Regions from separate parts of the Homo sapiens genome. Here region 2 is linked to region 1. A link is an interaction called in ENCODE POLR2A ChIA-PET data of the cell type or tissue named here. Cell type or tissue: A673. All regions are shown on one strand.

Evidence for each region. Peaks named below come from ENCODE experiments on the same cell type or tissue, not always from the same donor. Only the 100,000 strongest peaks of a DNase experiment are listed, where the experiment ranks them.
Region 2: POLR2A ChIA-PET joins it to region 1 with 13 read pairs; 3 of 35 experiments call an interaction of 5 or more read pairs at or near these places.

What each region holds. Positions count from the first base shown.
Region 1 is chr6:55,689,754-55,697,753 of GRCh38, reverse strand. No RefSeq gene overlaps it. Among named protein-coding and RNA genes, the nearest start is that of HMGCLL1, 110 kb to the right of the region's middle. RefSeq lists an enhancer at 3,119-3,639. In A673, no CTCF peak of the experiment used is centred here; a DNase peak (open chromatin) is centred at 3,403.
Region 2 is chr6:55,775,306-55,783,305 of GRCh38, reverse strand. The region is part of intron 3 of BMP5 (bone morphogenetic protein 5); the gene reads left to right. Among named protein-coding and RNA genes, the nearest start is that of BMP5, 96 kb to the left of the region's middle. In A673, no CTCF peak of the experiment used is centred here; no DNase peak of the experiment used is centred here.

The DNA.
Region 1 (8,000 bases):
TTTTGTATTTTTAGTAGAGACAGAAAAACACGGGGTTTCACCGTGTTAGCCAGGATGGGCCCCATCTCCTGACCTCGTGATCCGCCCGCCTCCGCCTCCCACAGTGCTGGATTTACAAGCCTAAGCCACCGCACCTGGCCTGGGAACACTCATTTTTTAAAGTCAGATTTCTCCATTGTCAACCAAGTACTACCTGCCCGACTCTACCTAATCTTGCTTTTCTTCTAATCTGTACTGTGCAAATATTCACCACCTTTTAGGACACCTCACCTTGCACAGGATCGATTTGCCCCAGGATTCAACATCCTCTCACCATCAGACCTTAATCTAGAGATGAATGACTCCAGGTCTTAAGAACCCAAGTCTTTCTGAATGGTGCTGGGCACATAAGGCTGTGTCTTCCTAATTCTTAGCAAGAGACTTGAACATAATTCTGATGCCATTGACATTTTTTCATCAGTGTGGTTTTTTATATTATTTATTCCTCCCATAGTCCAGATAATAGCAGTAGACCCCCACAGCATTCCCCTTTTCTGAAGGTAAATATTAAAACAGTATAATTTAATATTATAGTGGAGAAAGAATTATCTTTCCGTTTCATAAATTTTAAAAGTGTTGCCTTCACAATAGAGGCCTATCAACCTTGAAAAATGAGTGATGATATTTATAATGTATTTTTAAATTTTTTTCTAAAATTATTCAGTTAATAAACATTAGTCACCAATTATCTACAGGCACTATGTTCTAAAGGTGAAAACCTTGGTTAGACAGCCCTTCTCATATACCCCCATAGCCTCCTATACTTTTCAAGTACACATCACAGGATCCTATATTGTAATTGCCTGTTTACTTGCTTGAGTTGTTCACCAGATTATATGCATCATGAGGGTGAGGATTGGTAGCTTCTATTTTCCCTCTTATCTCTAGCATTTAGCACAGTGCTCATAACCAAGCAGTTTAGTATATAACTCAAGATGAATGAATTACAAATCTCAAACAAGATCACTGACATTTTAGATAGAGAAATAAACATCCATGTAACCGGTTAAAAATTCTATGGTTGGGTAATATGTTGAGAGGTTATTTTGTGGTTCATCTTTGTTGCCACAGAGACAGCAAAATATAGCAGGTACATTTGCCTTCTTAAAGGAGCTCAAAAGTATAGATCTGTGTTCAGAATTCTAGGTGCCGTTTTAGTGGATTGGAAAATAGGAACTCCTATGTATTTCTGGGAATGTCTTGATAATAATCCCTATGCAGATTGTATCATAGAAGATGAAGTCCATTGGGAAACTCACTCTAGGAACTGAGTAAGTAAAAATACTTAAGCCAAACCTGAGTCCCTCCCTCCCAGGGTTAAAGAGGAATAGCTCTGTACTGTGCCTATGGAGCCTGGACACTCAGCCATGGTTAGAGAGCTTGAGACTTTTTTATTTTGCATGGATGGAGAGAGCCATTTGAATGAGCCTGAGGGCCTGGGCATTCTCAACGAAGGCAAGATGACCCTTGTCTACCCAGCCTAAATACCTACAAATCCTTAGTGACTACAGCAGTTCTCTAATAATGGCTTTTATTGGGATCTCCTGACATTGAGAGCTTGGAATCAAATTTAATGTGCTGCAAAATATTCTCGAGTAACCAACTTTATTAACTACAAGTGAAATGATTTAGGAGAGGTCAGAGAACAATTATTTTTCCAGGGGCCTTAGTTTTGGAGGAAGGGATATGTAACTTAGCAGAAATCCTTAAGCTTCGATTAGAAATAGGAGGAGAAAAGAGCATTTGAGGGTGAGGGAAGAGTATAAGTAAAAATAGAGAGGTTAAAAAAAGTATGTTGAAAGAAAAACATTTAGTTTGGTGCTGCTAAAGCGGTGGTTACTGGTATTTGTTGGGCCTGAGAACCATCTGGAATGTTTCCATAGATAGTATGTATATCAGGCTCCTAAATGGGACAGTCTGAATAAGCATGCCTGGAATGGAACTCTATGATGTAGATCTTGAAGAAGTTTTGCAGGTGTGTCTGCATTCAAAAAGGTGAAAAACATAAGGATAGAAGGTTAAATTAGCAGAAAAGAATAAGACGTCAGTCAAAATCCAGATAAAATTGGATTTTCAAGACTGTTGAACAATCTGCTCAAAAGTTAGGACTTTGAATGAAGAAAGTTTCATCTTTCTGTTTATTTTATGGATATGTATCATTTTCGTGTTTTATATTGTCACTCATCTTTAACACTTAGAACCACCCCCACTTCCTTCCTTTCTTCCTTCCTTTATTTCTTAACAAACACATATCGAATACCTATTATATGTTAGACAAAGGTTTAAGGATGTGGATATAAAAATGTGATTTATGATTTCAAGATTTCTTAGTGTGATTCTCTTAATACTTTACTAGACTCTGTAAAAATTATGTCATGGTTAACAATTTAGAATTTATAACAACTGGTTACTTGTATAGGAAAGTTTAACCTATTTCCAAGAGAAAACAATATTTTCCCACAAAGACATTGAACATTTTTACCTCTGAAAGCAAAATTTTGCCTTTCAAAGACATCTAAAGAAGGAAAATACTAACCTCATTACATTATAAGATCTTTGTTATGAAATTCTAAATGAACCTTCTAAATACTTTGTACCTTGGCTGGCCTTTCTAATTTAAATATTTACTATACATGATGAGTATCTTAAGAAATTTCACACTTAAAAGGCTCTTAAAGAGTAGTGGTTTAAATAGTTTTTGACAGTGACTTGTTTTACATAACTTGAAATATTCAATATGTGTGTGGGTGCATGTATTATGCACTTACAGACAGAATTACACTTACAAATGACTTTGGCTTCAGATTCAGACCTCAGAAAATGACTTAATTCCATAACCTGACACTTTCCACTGCTATAGGTTAATCTTCTATAAACTCATTTTGAAATGATATGTTATGGTTATCCCAAAACTCCTTAAAGTAGACATATCTCAAAAGTCTGAAATGTTAATCATGAGAACTAAAAGAACTCATTTTTCCCCAAAAGAAAATTTGATCTGTCGCCAAAGCCAAATAAATATTTTCTATAAAATGCTGAAATAATGTATGGAAAAATCTGTGAAACTAAAACCTCCATACAATCTAAGTTAAATGCCCATATTTATTTATATAAGGAGAGTGACCCTCAGTGTATAGAAGATACCTCTTTTTGTGACTGTGGGTTTTTTTTTTTTTTTTTTTTTTAAATGAAGGCAACACTGCATGGCCTGCATTCTACTTAATTAAAAGCTATAGTGGGCCTTCCCAGATGTTAAAGGGGCCTGAGCTGAATAAAGTGTTGACATCAGATGAATGGGCGAGGCCACCTGCTAGCTCCACTCTTGGCTTTGTGGATGATTTGCATTCCTGTGGCCTGTTGCTCGGCATGACCACTCTCAGCACTTCACAGCACCATGGCCTGTTTAATATCATGGATGCCTTCCAGTCATGAAGTCTCTCTTCTATATTAACATCAGCACACAATAGCAAGGGGCCCATTCCATGATTTCTTTGCTCAGAGTATGATGTTTTTACTTAATTTAGACCACATAAAAGAAAAGGAAATGCTTTTCTACAGGCTGGATTAAGATAAAATAAACTTCTCCTTGCCTAAAATCATTAACAGATCAATTGTTCTTTCATGAAGACAATGCTCCTTATTTTAATTGGCAAATAGTATAAATTAGATTAAAAATATAACTTGACCTTAGTAAGCACAGAATGTTTCAATTTTATTTCTTTGTTCGTCAATTTAAGATAAGTCACTCAAGAGTGTTTAGATTAGACTGTAAAGGCTGGGATGGTAATAGTCTATAAACCTAGGAAATTCCATGTTTCATAGAGGAGAAATAGTAGGCTGCAACAGAAGTGAAAGGGATAAATCATAACATTACAATCTAGAGTATATTAAGAACAAAAAGAGAAAGAAAGGTATTATGGGAGGCACTTGCAAACAATTGATTTTAAATTATTTTTTCACCCAATTTAATGTTCAATTATTTTAATTTTGGTGAAGTATACAAATATAAAGTGTACATAAAATGTACCATTTTAACCATTTTTACATGTACAGAAAGTCATTTTGTACAAAGTGGTCAATTCATCAGAAGGACATAACAATCCTAAAGTTTATGTTCCTAATAGCAGAGTTTCAGAATACATAAAGCAACAACTAGAAGTACAATGAGTAAGAGACAAATTTATAATTGCAACTGGAGATTTTAATATCCCTCACTCAATAATTGACAGAGACAATAGGCAGAAAATCAGCACAGACATAGAAAACTGAATAACAACAACCAACTTGACTTAATTAACATTTCTAGAACATTTTATCTAATAACATAATACACGTTATTTTATATGAGCATGAAATACTTACTAAGATAAATCATGAGATAGATTTGGTATGTGAAACAACTCTCAATGAATACAGAATCATTAAGGGAATACACAATGTATTCTCTAACCATGGTGGAACTAAATTAGCAATAAATAGTAGAAATTAATCTATAAAATCCCCAAGTATGAGGAAATTAAGAGACTCCTAAATAACTGATGTGTCAAAAAATACATAGAAGAGCATTTATTTATTTATTTTTTAAGATATGGGATCTTGTTGCATTGCCCAGGCTGGAATTGGAACTCCCAAGCTCAAAGTATTCTCTGGGCTCAGCCTCCCAAGTATCTGGGACTACATGTGTGTGCCACCACACTGGGGTCAGAAATTATTTTTAACTGAAAAAAAAATAGCAAATATAAACACAAAATAGCAACATTCCTGGGATACTGAAAAAGCACTACAAAGAGGAAAATTGACTGCACTAAAGAGTTCAAATCAATGATTTCAGTTTCCACCTTAAGAAACAAACATGCACAAAAAATAAGAAAATAATGACACAGTCAACATTAATGAAAGAGAAAACAAAATGAAGACAGTAAACCAATGAAACCCAAAACTGTCTCTTTGAAAATATTTTTAAAACTTAAAAACTTTTTGCCAGACTAATCTGAAAAAAGATGGAAATTGAGAAGACACACATTACCAATATCTGGAATGGAAAGATGGCCCACTAGAGATCCTACAGGTATTGAAACAACAGTTAAGAGAACATTGTAAACAACTGTATGATAATAGATTAGTCAAATTAAATAAAATAGACACTTTTATTTTTTTGAAACAGAGTTTCGCTTTTGCGGCCTAGGCTGGAGTGCAGTCGTGTGATCTCGGCTCACCGCAACTTCTGGCTCCCGGGTTCCAGGGATTCTCCTGCCTCAGCCTCCAGAGTAGCTCCATGCCTGGGATTACAGGCATGCACCACCATGCCCAGCTAATTTTGTATTTTTAGTAGAGACAGGGTTTCTCCATGTTGGTCAGGCTGGTCTCAAACTCCCGACCTCAGGTGATCCACCCACCTCGGCCTCCCAAAGTGCTGGGATTACAGGCATCAGCCACCGTGCCCGGCCGAAATAGACACTTGTTTGAATAACACAAACTGCCAAAGTGTATTCAAGAAAAAATAGCCTGAATGGTACTATGTGTATAAATTAAAATTGTAGTAAAAAAATGTTTCTACAAGAAAACTTCAAGTTCAGATACCTTCAGAGGTGAGTTCTACTAAACATTTAAGGATAAAATAATACTAATTCTACACAGATTTTTTTAGATTCATAGTACATTCGATAAGACTAGTGTTGCATTAATATCAAAACCAAACAAAAACAGTTAAAGAAAGCAAAATTACAGACCACTCTTCCTCATAATCATAGAATCTCAAATTCTGAACAAAATTTTAGAAACTGAATAAAATAGATAGAAGGATAATGCATTTTCAGCCAAAGATATTTTATACCAGGAATGAAAGTTTGGTTTAACATTGCAAAAAATCAATATAATTCACCATATTAGTAAGTAAAAAAAGAAAAACCATATGATCATCTCAATAGATTCATCAAAAGTATTTGACAAAAATCAAGCTTCCATTCCTGATTTTAAAACAAATTTTAAAACCTCTCAGTGAAATAAGAAAAAAAGGAAAACATCTTAAAAGTGACAAAAGGGACCAACAAATATCTGGAAAGTTAACATTATACTTAATAGTGTTAAATACTTTCCCATCAAGATCAAGAACAAGACATGTATGTCAGATCTCACTACTTCTGTTCAACATTATACTAAAGATGGGAGCCAGTACCATGAGGCAAAAAGACATTGGAAGTAAAATTATATGTATTTAAGATAACATGTTCATCTACACAGAATATTCACAAAAATCCACCAAAAAATTACCAGAACTATTAAGGTATTTCATCAATATTACAGCATACAAGATCAATATGCAAAATTCAAGCATAGTTCTATTACTAATGAACAAAGGGATGTTGAAATTAAAAGTAAACCATACATTGAAAATATTAGTGCTAGGGACAAATCTGACAAAAGATGTGCAAAACCTTTAAACTGAAAACTACAAAACATTACTGAGAGACATTTTAAAAATATAAATGAGGAGATACCCCTTGGAAGAGTCAATATTGTTAATATTGTTAATTCTTTCCAAATTGATATATTCTAAAATTTGTATGGACATACAAATGAGAAAAATAACCAAAACAACTTCAAAAACGATTTTAAAAGTCCAAGAATTCATATTTGGTAATTTCAAAAAGTATAAAGTTATAGTAACCAAGACATGATACTGTTATCAAGATATTTTTATTTCAAAAAGAATTTGAAGTCAAACAATTAAGAATTCAGAAACAGATCCACCTAGGTATTGACAACTAATTTTTGACAATGCAAAGGAAATTCAGAGAACAATGACAGCCTTTTCAACAAATGGTGGGGGAACAACTGAATATCCATTTCAAAAAATTCGTTCATTACATTATAAATGAAACACCTAAAATTAGAAAAAAACCTTTATGAGACAAAAATATTTGTGACCTTGGGTTAAGCAAATATTTCTTAGATATGACACCAACAGTATGATACATAAAAGAAAAATATTGACAAATTGTACTTTTTAAAAATCTTTATTTATTTATTTATTTATTATTATTATACTTTAAGTTTTAGGGTACATGTGCACAATGTGCAGGTTAGTTACATATGTATACATGTGCCATGCTGGTGCGCTGCACCCACTAACTCACCATCTAGCATTACGTATATCTACCAATGCTATCCCTCCCCCCTTCCCCCACACCACAACAGTCCCCAGAGTGTGATGTTCCCCTTCCTGTGTCCATGTGTTCTCATTGTTCAATTCCCACCTATGAGTGAGAACGTGCAGTGTTTGGTTTTTTGTTCTTGCAATAGTTTACTGAGAATGATGATTTCCAATTTCATCCATGTCCCTACAAAGGACATGAACTCATCTTTTTTTATGGCTGCATAGTATTCCATGGTGTATATGTGCCACATTTTCTTAATCCAGTCTATCATTGTTGGACATTTAGGTTGGTTCCAAGTCTTTGCTATTGTGAGTAATGCCACAATAAACATACGTGTGCATGTGTCTTTATAGCAGCATGATTTATAGTCCTTTGGGTATATACCCTGTACTGGCATGGCTGGGTCAAATGGTATTTCTAGTTCTAGATCCCTGAGGAATCGCCACACTGACTTCCACAATGGTTGAACTAGTTTACAATCCCACCAACAGTGTAAAAGTGTTCCTATTTCTCCACATCCTCTCCAGCACCTGTTGTTTCCTGACTTTTTAGTGATTGCCATTCTAACTGGTGTGAGATGGTATCTCATTGTGGTTTTGATTTGCATTTCTCTGATGGTCAGTTATGGTGAGCAATTTTTCATGTGTTTTTTGGCGCATAAATGTCTTCTTTTGAGAAGTGTCTTTTCATATCCTTCGCCCATTTTTGATGGGGTTGTTTGTTTTTTTCTTGTAAATTTGTTTGAGTTCATTGTAGATTCTGGATATTAGCCCTTTGTCAGATGAGTAGGTTGCAAAAATTTTC
Region 2 (8,000 bases), 86 kb before region 1:
GACTAATACTACTTTGACAATTAAATTATATATCCCCACTCCTTAAAAATGTATGCTAATTTCTCTGTAGTGTGACAGTAATTGAATCTAAGTTTCAATTAGAGTGGAATAGGAACTGGGGAAGCCACCTGCCTTCTTATGGCTAATAAGAAGTATTGAGTCTTCATCTTCCTACTTACTTACTAAGGAAAGTCTGATCCTGAACTTAACGAAAGAAGCAGCTATAACATTATTCTTGGAAACTACAATACGTATGCCACTGACAGGCTATTTTTCCTCCATTCTTCTCAAGGTGAAAATATTTATACAGGAACCCAAGATGAAAGTATTCACCAATCTCTAAAAAGTGGACTACTGTGTACTTAGAGGAAAAGCATACTACTTTAGTAGTGTGACAAGGCTGAGTTAAAAATCTGACTCTTTTTTGAGCCTTATTTTAAGAGGATAACAGTTGCTTTGCTGTGAGGAGTAAATAAGATGTATACAAATCAACTGGTAAAATAGTTGTCTTCAGTACATGGCAGCTGTTGCTTCTCTCTTAATTTCAGAAATGTTGAATTGGCTTTTTCAATTCCCAATGTCCCTGATCCTTTCAGACACGCTTCTTATTACTCTCAGGTACCAGTTATGTTTATATGTAGAAGTATTCTTCACGTTATTTTTCTCTGAAGTAACACAACTGATAGAAATATGGAAGTTGTACTTATGCTATGAGGTCAGATGACACTGCTGACCTAGATTGAGCACAAGAAAACACTCTTGGAAACCAGCTATTATTTTGCATGCAAATGGTTCAGGATGCTTTTGTTCTGGAGGCCAGCAAGGAATCATGGTGGTGTAAGATTTCACCTTGTAACTCGTCCCTTATGTGGGGCAGGCTAGATGGCCTTCTGGCCATAGCCAGATACATGAAAAAATGGTGAAGAAAAATTCTGCTTCCTTCTACTCAGAAGAATGCTTTATGATCAGCCTTCATATGTGAAGAAAATAAGCCCCAAATACTAAAACTCCACATTTTTAAATTTACTTTTTATTTATAATTGAAACAATATTGCACATATTTTTGCGGTACAATGTGGTGTTTCAATGCATGTGTACAAAGTGTAATGACCAAATCAAAGTGATTATCATATCCATCATTTTAAACGTTTATTATTTCTTTGTGGTAGCAGCATTCAAAATGTGTTCCTGCAGAAGTAGTTACTATGGCATATTACATTAGGTATCTCAGTATCAGTTCTCTACTGCATATTTTAGAAAATATAGTTCACTTTTTTTTTCACTTTCTTTATTAGGTGCCGAATAATTTATTTTTCTTCTATTTTGCTGGTACTAGACTGATCCAAAGATCCTGGAAGTAGCCTATGATCATTTGATAGGTTCATGTACAAATCAAAAGGGAAGGTCAAATATTTAACAAATAGATTTTCTGTATGATAGGCCGAGGTGGGTGAATCACCTGTGGTCAGGAGTTTGAGACCAGCCTGGTCAACATGGTGAAACCCTGTCTCTACTAAAAAAATACAAAAACTTCACCAGGTGTGGTGGCACATGCCTCTAGTCCTAGCTACTCAGGAGTCTGAAGGAGGAGAATCACTTGAACTTGGGAGGCTGAGGTTGCAGTGAGCCGAAATCACATCACTGCGCTCCAGCCTGGGCGACAGAACGAGACTCCATCTCAAAAAAAAAAAAAAAAAATTTGGAATAATATAGTAGCTGGTAAAAGAGTATCTCCTTTAGATACTCAGTAAGTTTCCCAAGTAACTAAGTTTCAAAGACCACTTTAATTACTATAGGTAAAATGCAGAATACTAAAATTTCACTGCTGTGAAACAAACTAAAATGTGTTTGACATCTAAAAGCTTTTTGTCATTGATGTTGTAACACAAAGAAAGAGTTTTTAAAGTTTTTGGTTGATTTCTGCTGAAATTCTGCTTCCCTATAGTTTTACTAAAATCCCCCAGGCTTCTGAAGGAAAAGATTCTTTCATTTAAGATATGTATAATTTTTATTTTAAAAAGTCACATAATAACTGGAGAAGAAGAAGAAAAATAATTCACTGTTCTCATGATTTTGTGAAAAGAATGTTTCTACTTTCTTAAAATAAATGAGGGCTATAAGACCAACTGCTAACCAATCTTTTTGGGGCATGTGACAGATGATGTCTGTAAAGTTCATAGGACCTCAGGGGAAAGGTGCTATATATAAAGACAAGAGCTATTAAAAAGTAAGTGCTTTTGTGGAGGTAAACTACAATCCCTAGCGTGAGATTCATATTTCTAGCGGCTGAAAATAGGGACCAAGTAAAACACATTTGTTGGGCTTGTCATGCCCGAGACAGCAAGCCCCTCATTTCAGAGTGATGTCCCATGGAAGGAAACTAATCATTTTCCATCACCTCAGTCCTGCCCTCCATGCAATAAAACATTTCAGCATTCTGGACAGCTTCCACAACTGGGCACAAACCTCTGGCCATGCTGCTTTACAGTTCTCAGCTTCTCTGTCCTCAGGCCCTACTTCCTGGACCCTCATGAGCTTGGGTTCTCAAGGGTTTGTGTTTCTCCCCCTGCATGACTTTAGTTATCCTGCCAATGTTTCTGACCAAATATCCCGTTTCTTTTCTAAGCCCCGTCACTTTATCAAACTGTGGGGCACGACAGTATCTTCTGCAAAATTTTTAGAAAGAATGTCAACACTTTAAAAAATCTCTATCCCCTTTAAACTTCTTTATCCCTAACATACCCAAATCATATAGAAAAATGGATTTCTTCTACTGCTATATGTTACCAGGAGTTGTAACCACGTTTCTTTCTTTCTTTCTTTCTTTCTTTCTTTTTTTTTTTTTTTTTAGTAGTGATGGGGTTTCACTGTGTTAACCAGAATGGTCTCGATCTTCTGACCTTGTGATTGGCCCACCTTGGCCTCCCAAAGTGCTGGGATTACAGGCGTGAGCCACCATTCCTGGCCATAAGCACGTTTCTTATCCACAGAAAACTCTCAACTCATAGTTCATATCAGTGTGTCAGGGTACTGCTACTAATAATAGCCCTTCCTGGATTTCATTTTTCCAGTCCGTCTTTTTTTTCCCCTTTACTTATGAGCCACAGAATCCTATGCTTGTTTGTACATATTATTACATTTGTCCCTTCCTTTGATTTTCACACATTACCAATAATATATAATTATCAATATATAATACTGGCAAAGTGGCTTTTTTTTTAGATTACTCTTTTAAATGTCAGTAAAAAGAAGAGAAGAGAAAAGTCCAGCCAAGGTATTGTACGCCAAACCTCATTTGTTAAACAGAACCCCAGAATTACTGTGAAGAATCACTCAAAAATCTTATCCTGTTCTCTACAGTTAAAAGAAAATTTTAATACTTAAAAAATAGTTTAAAATCCCAACTTTTCCTTATTTTTGTTTGAATTTATAAAGCAATGTAAACCATTTGAAAAACAAGAAAGTAATAAGGAGGAACGCTAAATTTCTGTTTGTGATACTTCAAGTCTGTATACTTAACTCTGGCAACAGGTCTGCGCTTTTACAATAAAACTACAAAAGATGCAAATTTTTCATCAAAGTATAACAAAGTTGAAATTTGTAGCTAGATTACAATATACTTAATTTAAGATTATAGTAAATTTAAGTATATATAGAATTTAAGTAGACAAGATTCTATCTTCCTCACATTCCTTAAAATCTCATATAAAAATGATTTATTCTGTATGCTGGGTGGTGAATTCTGTACGTTTTAAATGATCAGTTTCTAAAAAGGGTAGAATTCTAGTATAATTTAGAGTCATATAATCCATAATTTCACAGTACCAGAATCAAAGTTAATCACAGGTTGAAAATAAGTGAAGATCAGATAGATGTGTGGATGGGAGATAATACACTGATTTGACTACTGCTAAGGAGTCCATAACGGATACTGCAAGAGCCATTTTTGAAATGAAGAAAAGATAATTTGTGCACAAGTTCCATCACAGGTGTTTTGGGTTAAGCAGTCAATTACCGTGGGTTTAGAGGAGAAAAAAACGAACTGGAATGTATGCTAACATCTCAAAGTGATATCAACGTTTAGACTCTGATAAATCCTCAAATGAATGTTTTTCAAACTGTGTATCCTAGAGGGAAACTCAATGATCATATTTGGAACCACTTATCCTTATAACATCAACATGTGTCTGAAGAGCTGTTTTATGTCAGAATCTCCTTTAATAACTCTGTTTTGAAAGAAATAAACATTTTGAAAATCATATTTTCCAAAAGGAGTGGTCTGAAATACAAAACCGGTGAGTCTGGGATAGAGCTTTGGTTTGCCAGTCTACCTTCCCTGTGACTATAAATTTGAAATAGTTTCAGTTGTGTTCTTAGGCAAATGTGACCACAATACACTAACCTCAGTACTTATATGAAGTCATTTGGGTTAGAGTAGCAGATCTAGAAGGATTGAATCTCCAGCCCCAATTATGACAAAATTTAGTAGTTCAGCGCTCCAGCCTCATCTACATCCTTCTTGATCTCTTTATGAATAGAATAATAATTTCTTAGAAGATATCAGTCCAATCCTATCTTTGTTCACTGAGTTAATAAAACTGTAAAATAATATACCCATATATTTGCTGCTCAAATTGTTTCTTTATGATTCTGGTACAATAATTTTGAGGAGAAAATAAGATGGACAAGGTATAAATATTTCTTAAAAAACTTTTCACGAGCAAATATTTAATATTTTTGTTTGTTTTTTGTTTTGTTTTGTTTTTGTAAATACAAAAAGACAATATCTATGTCAATAACAAACTCTGGATGCCTACAGTTATAGTCATTACCACTTTCATTTCATAATCCAAGTATTATATGATACCCAAACCTGAAATAATTAGGAATAAACAATGTTTCTTTGGGTCTAACTGCCACCAGCAAGATCACTGAAATGTTGGCACATCCTTCAAGAACCCTTTCAATCTCCTCTCTGCTGTCTCTTCTTCCCTCCCATTTGTGTGTTTAAGCTTGAACAGCTTCCAGCAACCAAGCTTTTTACCTCCTATTACCACCCCATCCATTTAGCAGATCACATCCCTACCCTCTTTCCAGTGTCCACATCAAGACATGGATATCATACAAGGGAATTTTTCTCTTGCAATTGGAGCCACTTTATCCCATTACTGGCATTGTCTCTTGCTTTGCTTTGGTATAGTTATTGATGCACATTAAAACTCCCAGTGTTGTCAGATTGCTGCTCCGCTCAGCTTTGAGCTGGTACTACTCTTTGAAGTCAATGCTGATGACTAATACAGAAGATAATTTCGGAGATCATTCTGTTGCTGCCATCCTGACCCAATGTGGAACTGCTCAGAAGCCATTCTTCTCATATAGAGAGAATCTTTGTTCACCACTTCTGCCAGTCTGTTAACTAAGTTCCAAAGTAGTGCTACCTTGTCTTCCCAGTATTTTAGAGACTTTGGGTAAAAGGGATGTATTAGATTTTCTTTGATTCCCTTTCTTTCTAGGAGTTAAACATGCATCTATTGAAGCTGTGCCAGAAGTAACTCTGAGTTATAGACTTAAAAAAATATCACTGCAGCTCATCTTTTTCTTAAGATGACTTCTTGCCCACAAAATTGCTCAATCTTCTTTAAATATATGCCTGGCGAATCAAATCTATCACTGTTCTAGCTATGCCTGGATGTGTCTGAATCCTAAGGTGACTAAGCTTGGGCTCAAGCTGGTATCCTTACCATACTTTATTTTAATGTTCTTTTTGTTACCTCACCCCCATTTTCATTTCCACTGTATATTCAATGCTTCATCTTTATGTATGTTTTTAAACTAGAAACTACTCTAAAACAAGAATCAGCTTTGAAAATTAAATCCATGTTGATACACACATGTAAAGGTAATGTGTTTCTAAATCAAAATGCTTTAGGTAGGCTTCTTCAGTTATATATTTGCAATATCTAAAACATACTGTATGTTTAATAATATCATTTAAAAAGTTCAAATAAAGTTTTATAAAGAATTTACTTTTTTTTTAATACATACGGTGTAGTCTGGGTTTCTCTCAGTACTTCTACTAAAATAACTATTCAGTCTTTGAAAAGGTTTAGTCAACATAATCAATATAAGTGTATTGTTTCTGAAATACTAGGTCAAATAGTTAATGCATCTATGGTGTAGCTCAAGACCAAGGGTAACTGAGCAAGCATTAACTTGTGGAATCTTAATAGTCACTCCATTGCTGAAGTAAAAAGGAAACCAAGAGGAAACTTAATAATATTAAAAGTTATTTTAAAGGGAGTTCACATTGGTTTGGAGGGTACTTTGCTTCAAATACAATATCCACCTTTGTAAAACCCAAGAAACCCGTATTTGTAACATACACACATCTTTTCAGTTTTTAGAACATAAATCTTCAGATCCGTATTATTTCTCCACAGATAAAAATTAAAATATTGAAAGTCTTTGGAATAATAACAAAAGAAACCCCCTGGCAACCCAAAGGAAACTTGGAACTTCTTGTTAAGTGCTTATTTAACTATAAAAGAGTCAGTGTGTGTTGTAATGAATGGAAAATTGATTTTATTGTATTCCATTTATGAACATCTCTCAGCAACCTATTTCAGTATTAGAAAGATCATACATTAAAAATGATTTCTGCAGTCATCAATGTATACAAGTTAAAATTTAGCTCCTGTTAAATTAACACTTCATTAAAATATCAAAATAAAAGCTTCGTCAAATACTTTTTTATGTTGTACTCCAAGACAGAAAAAAAAAATGAAAAAATTTAAAGAACAGATTGCTAGTTATTCTATTCTATAACAGTTAAGTTTCTCAGTTCTTTTTTTTTTCTTTTGCTAAGCTCTCTGTCACTGGAAACATCTTAAACCAATTTCAAGTGCTACACCTGAATAAACATGTTGTAAAAGTGTTTATGTATTGAAGTGGGTCAGTTCAAGGTATGGTATTTGGCTGGAACTTCTAATTTCTCTTTTTACAGTGAAAGGGCTGCCAGAAGGAGGAAGTCTGAGCTGAATTAATACATTTGTTACAGTGGAAGTAGAATGGAAACTGCTCGGACCACAAATCAAACTGCCTCTTTCATTTATGCCAGTGATAGAGTTTTTCTAAAAAATATAGACTCTGGCATAGAGCCACTGTAAGTTTGCATTTAAAAGAGAAATCTATATGCTTATTTGTTTAAGGTTTACTGCTTTGATTATTTGTAAGTCCCTTCTCTTGTAGAACTCAGTATAGTGGCATTTGTGAGGCAGATGGCCATTTTAATACTTGTAGGAATTGGACAACTTTTCCCAGTAGGTTGTAAGACAACTGTGGAGGATACCTATGCTGTCTAAATTGATGCAGCCTTTTTTTTTTTTTCAACCAATACCTCCACATTTGAAGAACCCCTGTGTCCGTCCCTCTCAACAGCTGCACAACCTTATACGACACGGTCTCATTTTCTGACGGTCTTGTTCTCTGCACAATGGAAGTATACACAAAAGTTTTTATGCTGCCAAAATAAATTTTGTTAAGAGCAAGGGTTTATTTGCTAAAATGCCATTGATGCCATTTTGGGGACTTGCTTTCCTTTCCTTTCTTCTAAGGTGGGTCAGGTTTTATAATGGACTGAGGTTGCTCCACAGTCTTTACTGAATAAATATTTTAAGAAAACATGCACATCTCTCATGGGGCAAGCCAGAGTCAATCATGCACATATTTCAAACCACATTATATGTTACTCTTAAAAGATTGCTAACTTCTGTATCTAGAGTAGCAACTTTGCATAAGATATACATAATTCTTAACCAAATTTACAATTTAAGGTTAAATATCATCTTTGAATGATTTTCATTGAACCAGATATCAATGGTTTTCTTTTTCACATATATATAAAATATAATTTTCAGTGATTATTTTAAATTAGAAGAGCCTAATAAAAACTACTAAAAGAGGATACTATTAATACCTAACTGTAGGGCATTTGTGGAATC